2 separate regions of the Homo sapiens genome follow, and region 2 is linked to region 1. A link is a loop called in an ENCODE intact Hi-C map of the cell type or tissue named here. Cell type or tissue: heart left ventricle. All regions are shown on one strand.

The links. Peaks named below come from ENCODE experiments on the same cell type or tissue, not always from the same donor. Only the 100,000 strongest peaks of a DNase experiment are listed, where the experiment ranks them.
Region 2: a loop joins it to region 1, with 13 times the contacts of the local background. A loop is called at or near these places in 77 of 110 quality-filtered maps.

What each region holds. Positions count from the first base shown.
Region 1 is chr2:75,606,228-75,614,227 of GRCh38, reverse strand. It overlaps LOC124906026 (a long non-coding RNA gene), which reads right to left and starts at 5,564. Exons shown (of 3, transcript XR_007087115.1): 1 at 4,887-5,564; 2 at 220-377. In heart left ventricle, CTCF peaks have their summits at 4,746 and 4,954 (motif pointing right); a DNase peak (open chromatin) is centred at 5,037; H3K4me3 peaks cover 248 bases; H3K27me3 peaks cover 3,316 bases.
Region 2 is chr2:75,460,471-75,468,470 of GRCh38, reverse strand. No RefSeq gene overlaps it. Among named protein-coding and RNA genes, the nearest start is that of EVA1A-AS, 60 kb to the left of the region's middle. In heart left ventricle, CTCF peaks have their summits at 1,553 (motif pointing right), 2,700 (motif pointing left) and 3,722 (motif pointing left); no DNase peak of the experiment used is centred here; H3K27me3 peaks cover 2,199 bases.

The DNA of each region.
Region 1 (8,000 bases):
ATCTCCCTGAGGGCGAGTTCGTCATGCTATGTGGGTAGATTGTGAAATGCAATATAACCTTGAAGGAAACCATAGAATATTTACATCGAAGATGAAATTTATATTCACAAAAGTGTGGTGTGTTTACATCTTAATACAACTTCGAAAAGTTCTCTGTGTTCCAACATAAACATGAATATTTTCAAAAGTTGCAGTGGTATGACCTTGAAATCAACATACCTTGGCTGCTTCTTGCCTGTCTTCCTCCTTTCTCCACCCTCTTCCAATTTTCTGAGTGCCACTTTGTGCCATGTGCTTTGCAGGCATGAAGGATACATAGGGTAAACATGAAGGCATTCCCTCAAGGACCTTATTTATAGGTCCTTGGAAGCAGTCGGCTGTAGAAACAAATCCATAAATACATGTGTAAGTGCAATGTACAAAGGTCTTAGAGGATCATAACTTCACTTAGGGACATCAGAAAAGTTCACAGAGTAGTTGACATTTGAGCTGAGCTTTACCAGGGAACAAGTGAGAAATGCTTGTGCAAAGGCACCGACAAGAAATAGTGAGCACTATGTCCACAGACAGAAGTATAGGGCGCCTAGAGTCTCAGGGGTAGACTGGAGGTGGAGCTGAGGCTGGAGACAGCAGGGCCTTCTACTACCTGGAGAGGGTCTTAGATTTTCTCCTATACACAATGAGGAGCCACCAAAGGATTCCTTGTGGAGAAGTCGTGATCTTTCTCTGTCCCTTGTCTTCAAGCATCCTCTACCCTAAAATGGCCTTCCCAAACCCACTCTCATTTTCATCTGGTTAACTGATTCATCCTTTGCATTTCAGCTCAGATGTCACCCCCTCCGAGAATCTTTATTTATCTGCCCCCCCCCCCCCCCCCCCCGCAGGCCCTTCCCAGCACCACATAGATCCCTAATCCCTTACCACACTGCACTGGAACTATTGGTATAGCTTATGGGTGTCTTTGGGCTGTGATTGTCCAGTTTGATTTTTTCCGCCCCAGTTCCCAGCACAGAGCATGTCCTGGAAAGACCATGTTTGCTTTCAGATCCCCGCAGCTTCTCTGCTCTGCGTCACAGAGGCTCACCCTTGCAAGCTACATTTCCCAGGATCACTTGCAGGTTGGCTTCCTGCTGGGTTTGGCCAATGGGAGGTGCTGGTGGGAGGAAGGGAAAGGTCAGAGTATTTCTCTCCCCTTTGCTCTGCTTCGAGAGGCACCACTGACAATGACGGCATCTCCTCTAAGGCTCCAGCTCCTACTGGACAACCCCTGTCTCCAAGGCTCAAGCTCCTGCCAAGTGGCCACTGCTTCCAGCTCTGACAACACCATCTTCCTCCTTTTGTCCCTTTAGCATTGGGGATGTTAATGGGCTTCTGCTGTTGCCAATTCTGGCCTCATTGTCTCCTGCTTGGCTTTTCAGCTCTCCCTACACCATTGTAACTAGTTCTTTGTATTCAGTTTCCTCTGTTGAACTCCCTGGCATGGCCCCTGCATCTCGACTAGACATTGATACACGTAGTGCCCAACAGATAGGATTGCTCAGTCAATGCATATTGAGTGAATGCTTAGGAAGGACACTCCTTGGAATGGGGAGCCAGATGGGTGAGGGGAGCAGATTTGATATAGGGAGAACATTTGGGAGCTACTGTATTTGTTAAAGTGGTGAGGTCTGAGCTGAGGCAGAAGCAGCAGAAACTAAGAGGAAGGGAGGGAATCCAAGGATGCTGATGATGTGAGGGGTAAGAGACAGAGGCAGCAGCTATGACAGCTCTCAGGGTTCTGGCTTGGGCCCTTGGGTGTAAGAGTGTGACCATTCACTAGGACATGGAACACAGGAGCAGAAGAGCCTTTGTAGGTCTGGAGGAGCTTCAGAAAGGCACTTCATTCTCTCCCCTTCTCCGCGGCCTCATCTCTAAACTGCAAGTCATGCCTCAGCTGTGCAGGGTAGGACCCCGTCCCACTGTGCTGAGTTAGAAATGCGAGGGCTACGGTTGATAACTGAAGAAATGTGAACAGTTGAGAAGTAGAACAATTGATAGAGAAGATTTAATAATGGAATGTGTTCTGTTAAGTGAATATACCCCAAGCCAGAGACACCCTTTGTAGTTCTGACACCACTAATCGGCATTCATAAGTCATTGCCCACCCTGGGTAGAAGATCCGGTCTCCCTCACCTGTAACATGAAGATAATGGCAGGGTCCCAACTCTGTGCAGGGACAGGATGAGAGGTGGGAGGGAAGACGGACTTCAGATGATGGTGATTACTGATTGATCTGTCCCAGCAGCAGTAGGGAGGATGAAGGAGCTAAGTCAGAGAGGAATGGATGCTAGAGAGGCTACAGAGGCAGGGCAGGCTGTGAGCAGAGGGGAGACATGAGGCACTGGAGAGGGGCTGGTACCACGAAGATGGTTGGAGGATGGTGGTGGGAGATGGTTGGAGGATGGTGGTGGGAGATGGTTGGAGGATGGTGATGGGAGATGGTTGGAGGGTGATGGTGGGACATGATGGAGGATGGTGGTTGGAGATTATTGGAGGGTGGTAGTGGGAGATGGTTGGAGGATGGTGGTGGGAGATGGTTGAAGGATGGTGGTGGGAGATGGTTGGAGGGTGATGGTGGGAGATGGTTGGAGGGTGATGGTGGGAGATGATGGAGGATGGTGGTGGGAAATGGTTGGAGGATGGTGGTGGGAGATGGTTGGAGGGTGATGGTGGGAGATGGTTGGAGGGTGATGGTGGGAGATGATGGAGGATGGTGGTGGGAGATGGTTGGAGGATGGTGGTGGGAGATGGTGGGAGATGGTTGGAGGGTGATGGTGGGAGATGATGGAGGATGGTGGTGGGAGATGGTTGGAGGATGGTGGTAGGAGATGGTTGGAGGATGGTGGTGGGGGATGGTTGGAGGGTGATGGTGGGAGATGATGGAGGATGGTGGTGGGAGATGGTTGGAGGATGGTGGTGGGAGATGACTGGAGGATGGTGGTGGGAGATGGTTGGAGGATGGTGGTGGGAGATGGTTGGAGGACGGTGGTGGTAAAGTAGGGGATCTATCTTCTCCTTCTCCTCTTCTGTCCTTCAAAGCCTCAGCACAGACAAAATTCCAGATAAAGATTTGTTGTACATACCACAACCTGAATGTTGAACAAACGCAAGTGTGTCCTAATCAAAACCCATCTTTAGTTTTGGCCTCCTACTGTCCTTTCAAAATGTATTTGCCCTGGACTCTTGGCTTTTCTGCTCACAATCAGGTTGTAACAATATTGCAGTTACTTAGTTGCAAATAGTCTATAAAAGACTAGTTTGTGTAATAGTAAGAACTCAGAACCTGGCTGAACCTGTAATTCCAGCACTCTGGGAGGTCAACGTGGGAGGATTGCTTGAGTCCAGGAGTTTGAGACCAGCCTGGGCAAGATGATGAAACCCCTTTCTGCAAAGTAATAATAATTTAGTCAGGCGCAGTGGCATGCACTTGTAGTGCTAGCTACTGGAGAGGCTGACGTGGAAGAATCCTTTGAGCCCAAGAGTTCAAGGCTTTAGTGAGCTATGATTACACCACTCGGTGACAGAACAGGACCCTGTCTCTTAATTGGGAACCTAAATTACCATTCAGTCTCGTCCCCTCCTTCCAGCTGGAGAGAAGGCATGGAAAACCCTGCTTTCTGAGAAGACACAATGGTCAGCTTATCTCGTTCTCAGCTCATGTTCCCCAAACTTGCTAAAGAAGGTTGGCAATGAGGCTGGAGGCAAGGTCATTAGGGAACAAGGGCAGGGTCTCTTGCAGTGGGGACCTGTGTCTGATGGAGCCTGCTTGCAAGGCCGATATCTGAAGCTGGCTTCTTCTCCAGTGGTGCATTCCTGGGCTCTTTAGAGGCTCCCTGCCGGTGCCTCTGACCACAGCTCTGTGATGTGGGCAGTGCGTTCAGCCTTCTGGATGTCTTCTTCCTCTACTCCTAAACCCCTGATTCAATGATGGCCCATTCAGCACTGAATCTCACTGTTGGGGGCCCCTCAACTCCCCAGGCTGTGCTCTTAGGCAGGTCTTGCAACTGCACCATCTGGCTTTCCCACCTCTTCGTGGTCTGGGAAACACACACCCCTGTTCTGAAGAATTCTGGGAGTGCAGCCCAGTTCCAGAGAAGTATTGTCTATCCCGTTGCACAGACTCTCTCAGTCATCTCAATGTGAGTCAGACACGCATTTTCTGTGTCCCCAGCCTGTGGGAACACAGTGCAAGGCCGCTTACTGCTCCCAAGGAAGCCCCCTCACTAGGCTTGAGTGAAGGAGGCATTCCCTCCACACTCCTCCAAAGGGAAGTGGGGACTTGGCAACAGTGCACTCCAAAGAACCTCTCACAGCTCCCCTCCCTTCCCTCCTCTATGGATGCTTATACAGATCCTTCTATGTTCTCAAGTAGGGGACAGTGTTCAAGTATTGTTTAAGCTGTTCCTGGAAATTTTTTTGTGAATTGTACATATTTTGAGCCGTCTCACACTCGAACATACCTGTGCCTTGGTGGAGGCAGGGAAAGTCCTGTCTAACAGATCTGCAGTGGGAATGAAAACCCTAACAGGGTTCCCGATGGCAATTCAGAAAGTCTCAATTCACTCACTCCTTTCCTCGTTCACTCATTTGCTCACACGACACTTGTTCTTTGAATCAGGAGCCTGGAAACATCCCAGGGCCTGGACATCCCTAATGTTCAAGCAGTCTTTATTTCATTCTATTTGAATTGTCTTTAAGTCATCAATTTTTAGCGTGGGGCTACTACTGCCTGGGACTAAATTCAGCTGCTCCACACACTTGGAGTGAAAATGTGAGCAAATCTCTCTCATTTTTCCAAATTGCATAGCAAGTAGTGATCAGAAAACCAGCATCTCCTCGAGACTCACCTGTCTTAGAAGGTCCAGGTGTGTGTGAGAACCGGGATGCGCTGTCTGCCGCTGCCCGGCGCCGCCACACGGTGGCGCCGTTGGACGGTCCCACAGTCTTCCACAAAGCGGCTTTTGTCCGTATCCCCGCACAGCCGCCGAGGTTCTCTAGGGAGGATGACCCCATTCCCTCAGTGGTAACCTCAGCCAGGGGTGACCCCCCACTTGAGCTCACGAGGTTGCAGCTCAGCTGAGTTCTGCCGCCAGTTTTCTTTCACAGCCGCCTTCCAGGTGCCAGCTCGTCCCAGGAGCCCCAGGGCAGCGCAGGCTCCCATGAATCCCAGGGATCCTTTGTTTTCAACTCAAAACACAAAGGGTCCTGTTACCCCCTCCCCTTCCTGGACAACAGAGCTACTTGCTATCCATCTAGACGTCTGAGAAAAATACCGTCAGTGACCTCTTAGGGGATCCCAGGGTGCTCGACCTCCTCCCCGCCCCTTCTCCTCTCCCCCAGGTTAGCACCCCTCATGGAAGCCAGGCTGGTTTTCCCTCTGGTCTACAAGCCAAAGAAGCTGGCGCTATTCTTACCAGGAAAGGGGACTACAGATTTAATTTTTAAATCTTTTGCAAGCACCCCTCTTGTAAGTCACTTGCCTTAGAGAGAGTAACAATGTGTCTAACATGCTTTGAAATCTAGAACAGTCGGTAGCCCTGACCTTCAGAGTAGACCTCTGGGAGCACATTTGAAAGCCGTGTAGGAGGCTGACCTTTCTGACTGTTAAGGAAGTGACTTTGGATTCCAAGAGCTTGTTCATGCATGACAATTAGTTTTTAAAGCTTCTAAGAGCAAAGGGTAAACTCCATGGAGATGCAGAGTGGAGAACCCAGTGTTTTTGCATCAGAGATGGAAGTCACAGAGAGTCCCAGCTGTCATGACAGGCACTAAGCCACATCCCTCCTTCGCTGAGTAGCAGCCAGTCACTGAAGGGAGCAGAGGGTTCTTAGGGTGAGACAATCCAGCTCACAATCAGATAACATGATCTGCCGTCCTTGGACATAAGCTATATGCAAAGCATTTTGAGGAGCACTTTATATCTGTTATTTCTAATCCTCATGACCACACCATTTGGAAAATATTATTATACCTATTTTACACACGAGGAAAACGTGGCTCAGAGAGGTTAAGTAACTAGTCCAATGTCACACAGCTAGTTATTAGCCGAGCTGGGATTCAAGATCTTGAGACTCTAAAACTCATTCTCTTCTCACAATTAAATGTTGCCTCTGAGAATGGTGTCCATGTTGGAAGAGGAAGGCAAAGAGAAGGTAGTTGGGAATGGATCTCACCAGATAGGAGATTTCCTTGTGAGATTTCAAGTTTCGACAAATGATAACTTTGAATATGTCAGTCATGAAAATGGATCTGACGTGCAGCCCCTGGGGAAAGAGAATCAGTGGGTAGGAGCAAAGGGCACAGAGTAAACCTGACCATATGTTTTCCTTGGCAGTGGGTGGGTTTCTTGTTCATCTGGCTGTCCTCGTGACATTTCCGTGCCTTCATCCTCTCACGCTGATCCCCCTGCAGAAAGTCTGACAAGCCACCTTTTCTGGACAAGGCTTTCTTCCCCTGATGCCTCCCAGCAAACACACACATGGGGTTAGGCACTCTCTCCTCAGCATTCCCATTGTTCTTGCCCATGCATCAGTACAGCAGGTATTATTCTAGGTACAGTCATTGTTTGTGTAGGCCTGGGGCTGCCACACCTGGAGGGGAATCTTTTACCCAAGACGAGAGCAGATGCCAGGAATCATCAGAGTTCCACTCATTCAAGAACAAGGAGATCTGAAGGGAATCTGCAGAACCCCACAACCAAAGAGGGCTATGGTCATGGGTGAAGCAGGGACCATGAATAGGAACTTGGACTGGTCGATGGGAGCAATACTAACAAGTTAGGCCTGAAAGGGCAGCATCTAGCATGGCGCCAGCACATAGATGGTCCTCAGGAAGTGAGTGATAAATCGGGGAGGAATGGATGGTACATGATGAACAGTCTTTATTAAGCCGAATCTCAGGCTGTATTTGTTACAGGCAGTTACCGCAGTCTGGGTTGAAGTCATAATTCTCTCAAGAACTTTGCATGCTCCTGGAACTTCCCACTATATTTCTCAACTGATTTCCCCATGAGTTTGACTAAGGATGTGGACCACTTGAGTTGGTAAACCACACTGACCATCCCCGCCACACTACAAGCAGCAGCAGCTCCCTATCCAGGCTCCTGTTTGCAGAGCTGGAAATGGCCGAGCTCTGCATGGTGGTTCAGCATGACTCAACCTCCTTGTTTGGGGGCCAGCCCCCACTCCTGGCCATGAATCTAACTGAGCCTAAAACCCCCTTGTTTTTCTAAGTGGGTGTTGGGAATTTCCTTGGTTAAGCCTCCAGGTCTTCCCTCCTTCCGGATTTAATGAGCTCATTTATTTTACTTTTTCACTTAGCAGGTTTTAGGGCCAGTTAATGAATGGTGGGGTTCTCTTTAAGAGCCAAGTTGGGCCGGGGCTCAGGGCACTTTTCTTGCCATTTCCCACTCTCAAGTCCCCTGTGTCTCTAGAAGTCTCTCCACAATGCTGGCAACTGCTCTTCCCACTGCAATCCCCATATATCGAACTTTCTGGAACACAAGGACAGGGAGACCTCCAAATATTTTTGTGGTTGTTGTTTTGTAGTTTGTTCTGCTTTGTTTTGTTTTTCCCCTCCACACATTTTTCTGGGATGGCTGTTTCAATATGAGCTTGTGCTTTCTAAAAAGAAGGAGGTGTGGATGCCTCAGGAAAAGAGATCCATTTTTAAATGCAGGGCCTCCACTCTGAGTTCTGTCTGAAGTATTTGGTAGATTTTTGGGGTGGAGCAAGCTGGTTGTGAATTCCAGGGAGACTTGCCAGATGCTGTTTAAACCTCCTTTGTGTGAAGTTGGCTGTAAAGAGCCGCCAGGAGGGCGCACTAGTGGAAAGGAACTTGGAAGCCAACCTTTAGCCCAGAAAGAATGAGAAAGAATCCAGGGTCCACATGGCAAGAATGCATGCCTGCAGCAACTCAATGACTGACTCAGTTCCTAGAAGCTCCTCTTGGTAACGCCCTCT
Region 2 (8,000 bases), 150 kb after region 1:
CTCTGATTCACTCAGTTTAAAAAGTCCTTTCTAATAGACCACAGTTTATTCATTCTCCCTTTCATGCACGTTTATGTTTAACTATTTTTTTTCTGTTACAAACAGTGCTGCTACGAAAAATTCTTCTATATATCTTCTTTTGGAACATGTATGAGAATTTATCTAGGGTATATTTCCAGAAGTTGAATTTGAGGCTGTAGGTTTGTGCCTCTTCAACTTTAACAAGTATTGCTAAATTTCTGTCTGAAATTGTTATACCAGCTTACACTCTCAGCATCTGCATAGGAGGGTTCCCTTATCTCCCAATCTTTGACAACACATGATATTATCAGCTATTTTAATCTAGTCACAATCTGGTATATGACTTGGTATCTTGTTATTTGAAATCACATTTCCCTGATATTAATGATATTAAACATCTTTCCCTGTATTTATTGGCTTTTTAGCTGTAAGTTCCTCTTCTATGAGTTACCCATTCCTATTGTTTTCCTTTTCCCCCTACTGCGTATTTTTGTTTGTTTCTAGTGATTTGTGGTAATTCTTTACAAATTCTAGCTACAATCTTTTATTGGTTATATACTTTGTAAATCTCCTGCTTCATGGCTTGAATTTTAATTACGTTTGTGATGCTTCTTGTTTAACATAAATACGTTTTTCTTTTAGAGGAGTCAGATTTATCAGTCCTTCCCCTTACAATTCATGCTTTTTATGTCTTATTTAAGAATCTTACCTTATTCTGAAACCAAAAAGATATTTTCTTCTGAAAGTTTAATATTTGTATTCTTCATACTTTATTTATCCTATAATTCATTTTTATTGATGAAGTGAATTAGGGATCTACATTCATTTCTCATTTAGAGGTAACCAGTTTCCCCAGTATCATGGATTGAGTAGTCCATCATCTTTTACATGATTATTTTATTCCACTGACCTATTTGTCTATCCCTGCACCATTACTACAATCTTAATTAACATAGCTTTATGATGAGTTTTGAGATCTGGTAGATAAATCTCCTTTTTTCTTCTTCAGAATTGTCTCAGTCATTCTTGGTCCTGGCCTTTTTTCTTATGTAGTACACTGACAGGAAACAGGAGTGAAGGTGCCTCTACCAGTTCCTCCACATTGTAGAATTTCCTCATGTATTGTTTGTGATCAATGACCACTGACACACAGACCCAGTGAAGGAGCCAGTGTCAACTTATGTGAGAAGTATTTATAAAACTTCATTTTCTTCTTGCTTTTTATTGACAAATAATTATATAGAAAGCAGTTCTACTATTTTCTTTCCATACTTTAGTGGCTATATCTATACTTCCCCAGAGTGCAAACCACATTTTGAAGACCTCTTGCCTAAATCAATGAGCTGCTTTAAAAATAATAGATTCCTCACCTAACCACATGACTGAATCAGAATTTCTGGCAGTGGAGCCTAAAAATTTGTATTTCTAACAAGCACCCTGGATAATTCTGTTGTATTTCCACGGTTGGGAACCACAGAAATGATTTGACTTTCCAAAATGGTTATCCTGGGAGTAACATTAGATTTTCTGGCCTGTAGGTGGCGCTCAGGCTTCTTCCTCCCCATCTGTCACCTCCTCCTTCCTGATTTCCATGAAGGACAAAGGTAGGCGCACCATGGCCCCAGAGCCAAATCATGCCTGCCTGTCTTTGTACAGCCCATGAGCTGAGAATAGTTTTGTAACAGATCAAAATTTTTGTAACATATCAAAAATCAAATTAAATGGTTGAAACAAATCAAAAGAAGAATAATATTTTCTAATACATGAAAATTATATGAAACTCAAACTTCAATGTTCATAAATAAAGTTTTCTTGGAACATAGTCATGCCTATCCATTTATGTATTAGCTGTACATGCTTTAGCACTACAATGACAGAGTTGAGTGATTGCCATAGAGCCGGAATGGTCTGCAAAGCTTGCTGGACCTTTGCAGAAATAGTTTGCCAACCCTTGGTCTAGGGTGGTCAGCAAGAATGTTATTGGCCTATGGAGCAAGAGATGGTGCTTGCACGGAGGCCCTGAGTCTGAGCAGTGAGTTCACTCCTGTGGCTCTCCAGGACCTTCTTCTCAGGTTCTCCAACAAAGCTCTTGCAGCTCTGAGGACCTGGCTTCAGAGCTACTTTAAAACTTTCACAGGACCTAGCCTCTCCTACTTTACTACATCAAACTTTACTAAATATACTACATTGCTAATAAATGTAATTTATATGTAACTGTAAGAGTCGAGTTGGAGGACAGTTTTCTGGTTGAGACAATACTACATTTTGTAGACATTTAAATGAAAGATGCACTTATTTAGAGAAATGTCACAATTCTGGATCTCTCCTGGCTTAGCCATCCAGAATCAAGGACTCAGGAAGCAGACACTTGCGTTCCAATCTTGACCCTATCATTTACTAGCAAAATAACTATTTTGTGACTCAGTTTCTTCAACTGTAACATGAAGATGGAAATAACAGTACCACAGGGATGCTGAAGAGCAAATGAGTCAGTATGAGAGAAGCTCTCAGAATAGAGCCTAGGGCATAGCAAGTACCATATAGGCATTTGGCAATATTACTACTTTTATTTGTAGTTTTCATTTCATGTGTTAGACCCTATCCAATTTTTGGTTCAGTTCTGAAACACTTTCTTTAAATAAGACTATGAAAAGTCCATTTGTGCTGCTGTGCGGTGGCACCTAGTGGCTTGGACAAGCTCTGCCCCATGTTTAGGGAGCAGTGATTTCCCTGCTATTTTGAAGGTGTGTTTTCCATGGGCTTACTGTTTGTTTGGCTCACCTTTATTTGTCATCAGAGAAGCATGGCACCTAATGGTTGGATTAGAGTTTTATCTTTTGGGGGAAAGAACTAGGAAAGCCACTGCCTTGTTTTGTTCTAAACTTTGGTTTGGAACTCCCTGAAGTCAGCCTAATTATCAGGAGACCATGTTAAAGAAGTCACATGACTGGAGCAGAAAAGAGCCTGTGTTTGCTTGGCCTGTTCTTCATATTGAATGTGGGGTTCTGTAGGTTGTGTAGGTTCAGAATCCTGGGTTCTAGTTGAGATGTTATCAGTCAAAATCTTTATTCACTGGATCACTTGTTATCACTCAAAATGTTTATTCACAGGATGTATTCTATAGCAAAATAATGTGATCAACCACCTCCATCTTTGAAGGTAGACATCTTCTATATCTCACTAGCTTAACTGCTCAGGATGGAGAGCCTGAGTTTTTCACTAGACTTTCCATGCTCAGACTGGGCCATATATTAACATCTTTCTATAAGTCAGGCAGTCTGGACCAAAGAGAACTTCGTAATAATCTCCAAGAGTATTACTATGATCTATTTTCCTTTTCTGTTTGTTATCTTAGTCAGATTTCAAGTCACCAATAACCGTCCTTGGGGTGGGTCAACTTCTCTTTTGTTCCTGCCAGCTGTTTCAATCACTTACAGATCTACCTCTTCCCTGTAGGCTTTTAAGATTATAACCCTTTATGTCAGGATAAAGTCTAGACTCAGCATACAATCTATTCAATGTGTACCCAGCTCACCTCTCCACTAGTTTCTTCTGCATCCCATTATCATGCCAATAATCCTTGGCATGATTTTATTTCAAACCTTTTTCAAGTTTTTGAAATCTTTTTTTTTTCCTGCACATTTGAGCATGACTATGTATTGAATGCTATTTTTGTAAGCAGGTGAGAGACCTCCCTCTACTGGGCAGATACACAACTGCTGCCCATACTTAGAACGAAGAAAACTAGTTTTTACATTCTATATTGAAAAAAAGGTAATTTACATCTTCAATATTTTAAAGTGACTTTGTAATACATCTTATCTTGCCCTAGGACGAGTTGTCACCAAGTATCTGCCTCTTCTCTGTTTTCCTGTAACTTTTGACAAAGCAGTCGGTTGGATAAGTGTTGCCATGACACATCATGTTGATGACCCACACAACACCAGACCGTTGTCAGCTTTTTCATTGCAGTGATGTGAAAAACTGATGCAAAGCCAGCAGGCAAGGTTATAGTGCCCTTAACTTGGTTACCTAATGGAGAAGTTTATTCTAAAGCAAATTCAATGGTAGATTCAGGCTATGCATGGGTTCTGCACAGATAGGTGCTAATTTCTGTGGCTTCCTAATGCGGGGTTGCCATTCTAATGCCTTGTCTGAGGAGAAAGTTTGTAGCCTTTCTACCTTTCTATAGCTTGCTCTCCTTTGCCGTGTTTTTAAATCCATAAATCAGGTGTTGGCCATGCAGGGGAAATGAATGTTCACGGGTTGGAAGATAGGAAAAAGCAGGGTATATTATGACCATTTTCTATTCAGAGTAACTAGAATAACGGGATGCAGTAGAAACTATGCTGGAGAGGTGAGCTGGATACACACTGACTAAGTTTTATGCTAGGTCTAGACTTTATTCTGACACAAAGGGTCAAAATCTTCAAAGTCTCCAGGGAACAGGTAGATCTGTAAGTGAGAAGCTGGTGGGAACAGAAGAGAAGTTGACCCATTCAAAGGAGGCAACCACAATTTTAATTAAAATATTTGAATTGGAAGAAGGTTGAAGCAGAGAAATCAATTAGGAGCTTGTTGCAGGATTCCAGGAGAGAGTTGACAATGGCTGGAAATAGGACAGTGGCAGTGTGGCTAAATAGAACTACATAGACGTGAAGGGTTCTTAACAAATAAGAATCCACATTCCCCCTTGCTTACACACACCCCTCAGGAATTGATCAGATGCTGCAGTGGCAATGGTGGGTGAAGAGGAAATCAGAGATGAAGCTTACATGTGGGTGATATTGGGCCCCTAGAGACAAGAAATGCATAAGGAGATGCAGGTTGGGAGTGGGGAGATCCAATATGCAGTCTATCTTAAATTAGAAGAGCAATCTGTCCTAGAGATACAGATTTTGGAGACATCAGTATTTTGATGATAATTGATGCTATATGAGTGGATGGACAAAGTAGTTGAGCAGATATTCTCTCATCTGTAGATTACCTGTCAAGGTGGACAGGTAATCCAAATGTTGGCTAAGGTGAATGACATAAAGTGCACACCTTTGTGTAAAATAATAAAACATTTTGTTAAAATATAAACATATTCACATGAAAATCTTTAATATAAAAATACGGGTTTTGCAACTTAGGTCCTATGACTGGAGTTCTACATGGTCTTTATTGCTTAGGTCATACTTAGAATACATTATCTGTGATTTCCAGTTTTCATTTCTATGAAGTAGAACGAGAACCAAAAGTTGTTTGCAAAAAAAAAAAAAATCTGAATATATATTCCATCTAGATGTTTACTTTTCCTTTTGGTCATTTATAGCTGTCTCACTCAACCTAATTCATTTTTTAAAAGTAATTTGTCTTTATTAAGTCTTTCTAAAGCATTCGACTCTTTTTGCAATCACATTGTTCAGATTGTGGAATATTTAAGTACAGTGCATATAAAATAACAGTAGAGTTGAATGAGGAACAAATATTCTCGGTAATTAAGTACACAGCTCAACGGGGGCGGTGGGGGGGAGGTGCCAAGGGCCAGGGTGTTCTATAGAGCAAACAAACAGCTGCAGCATGGGTCAGGATTCTTACAGAGAGGATCAGAATATTGGCTTATCTGCTGATTAGCTGAGGCTGATTAAGAGAACTTCTACTACAAAGTAAATTTTATGTATATACATGTAATGATATTTCCTTTTAAATCCTAAATTCTGCTTTGTAAAATCAAGCTTTAAAATAAAACAAACTTAACCTCTCAGTTTATCAGAATTTCTGTTCTTGTCTTTTTGCTTATTCCAGGGGCAGTAAGGCATGTATAAGCCTATTTTTCTCATTTTTCAAATAAAAAATAGAATTCTATTAAAACAGGACTCTTAATGTTACACCAAGCCTTTGTGACTGAGAGCAAATCTCATAGTTAAAGGGACCTTTGCCTTTCTCACTGTTCCTGAAATGTTTTTGCACTTATCTCAAACTGAGCCTCACACACAGATGGTAATTAGATTGCTAAGTTTTTTAATCATCCCTTGGAGCACGGCACCATCAGCCTTTCAGCAGTTTTCCTTCAGCCTGTGGGCCACTCATCAGCAGTGGCTTCCCCTCTATCTCACTTTGGCTGCCTCCAAGTATTTCAGATGAGAAAAACTCATTTCCCAGTCTTCTGAAAATCCTCCAGAATTCCTTCATTTCTTCTACATAAACCAGAAGAGAAAAAAAAAAGATATGCAGGACATTGCTATGCTGACAAAACAAAATTTTTATTCCAGTGACAGGCCTCCTCACTGATTTATTTTGCTTTCTTGATAGAGGAAACAACTTCCCTCTTGAATTCAATATTTCTCATCCCCACCTCACTCCTTGTTCCTCCGTTTTCATTCTTGTTCTTTGACCCCATCGCTTCACCATGCACTTGTGATCCCAAACCATAAATATGAGCTGCATCCTGATCTCGTCTTTCAATCCCATGCCCAGTTAGTTACCAGGTATTATCATTTTTCCCTTCTAAATTTATCTTCTCAACTTTGCCCTCATTGCTATTCAATTCTCTCACTCCATCCTGTTGTTCATCCCCTTCAGGACAAAGTCTTAACTTGTTGCCTTGCTCCTGGTTACCTCTTCGGCCCCCTCTGCACAGTATGAGACTCCTTTGAGTTCTCCCAAATCCACTGTATGGTCTAATGCCCTTGCATTGTTTGTGTCCCTCACTCTAGACAGCTCTTCCTTGCTTAGAAGCATGCCAAACAACTTCCCACCCCTTGAAACCCACGTGCCACTTTCTCCAAGCAGTGTCCTGTCCCACTGCTGCCCTTCACTCTTTCCACAGTGCCATTTCTGAATATGTATCTGCCTCCAGTGTAGAGATATTTATTGGAAAGTCTGCTTCCCTTATGTGACTGTATCTCCTTAACCACTATTCTGTTTTACTCACCTTGCTTTCCTGGCACTGAAGGAAATAAAACCGTATTAATAGTTGTTGTATAAATTAATAAATGTGAAGATATTCAAACATGTGAATGAATTAATAAATATATGATAGTATAGCTCTCTCTTTTTCTTGTATTAATGGGGGAAGTGAAGTCCTGAATAAATGAGATATTTATGACATTTAGCCCTAGTGGAATCAGGGATTAGATAAATATAGTAAATTTTCATGAGGAATAAAATAAGCTTGTTGGATATCCCAGATATTTGTCATTTCTGGGGAAAAATGCTTAGCATTACTGATCATTGAGGAAATTCAAATTAAAACCACAAAGAGTTATCACTTCATGCCTGTTATAATAGCTATTATCAAAAAGATGAAAGATAAGTGTTGGTGAGGATAGAGAGAAAAGAGAACTCTTATACATTATTAATGGGAATGTAAACTAATACAACTGTTATGAAAAAGGTATTCAAGTTTCCTCTAAAAACTAAAAATAGAACTACCATATGAACCCGCAATCCCACTTCTTTGCATATATCTAAGGGAACTCAAATCAATATATTAAAGGGATACCTGCACTCTCATATTCATTGCAGCACTATTCGCAATAGCTTAGAGAAGGAAACAATCTAAGTGTCCATCAGTAGATGAATGGATTAAGAAAATGTGGTGTCTATACATAGTGGAATACTATTCAGCCCTAAAAAAGGAAGGGACATCCTGTCATTTGTAACAACATGGATGAATTTGGAGGACACTATGCTAAGTGAAATATAAGTCAGGTACAGAAGGACAAATACCACATGATCTCACTTAAATGTGGAACCTGAAAGAGTTGAAGTCTTAGAAATTGAGAGTAGAACAGTGGTTATCAGAGGCTGTGGGGTGGGTGCTGGTGAATAGGGAAGGAATGGGAGTTGTTGATCAAAGGGTGCACCGTTTCAGATAGACAGGAGGAATAGGTTTTGAGACCAATTGCACAGCAGAGTGACTATAATCCATAATAATGTATATTTCAAAGTAACTAAGACTAAATTTGAAATATCTCACCATAAAAATGATA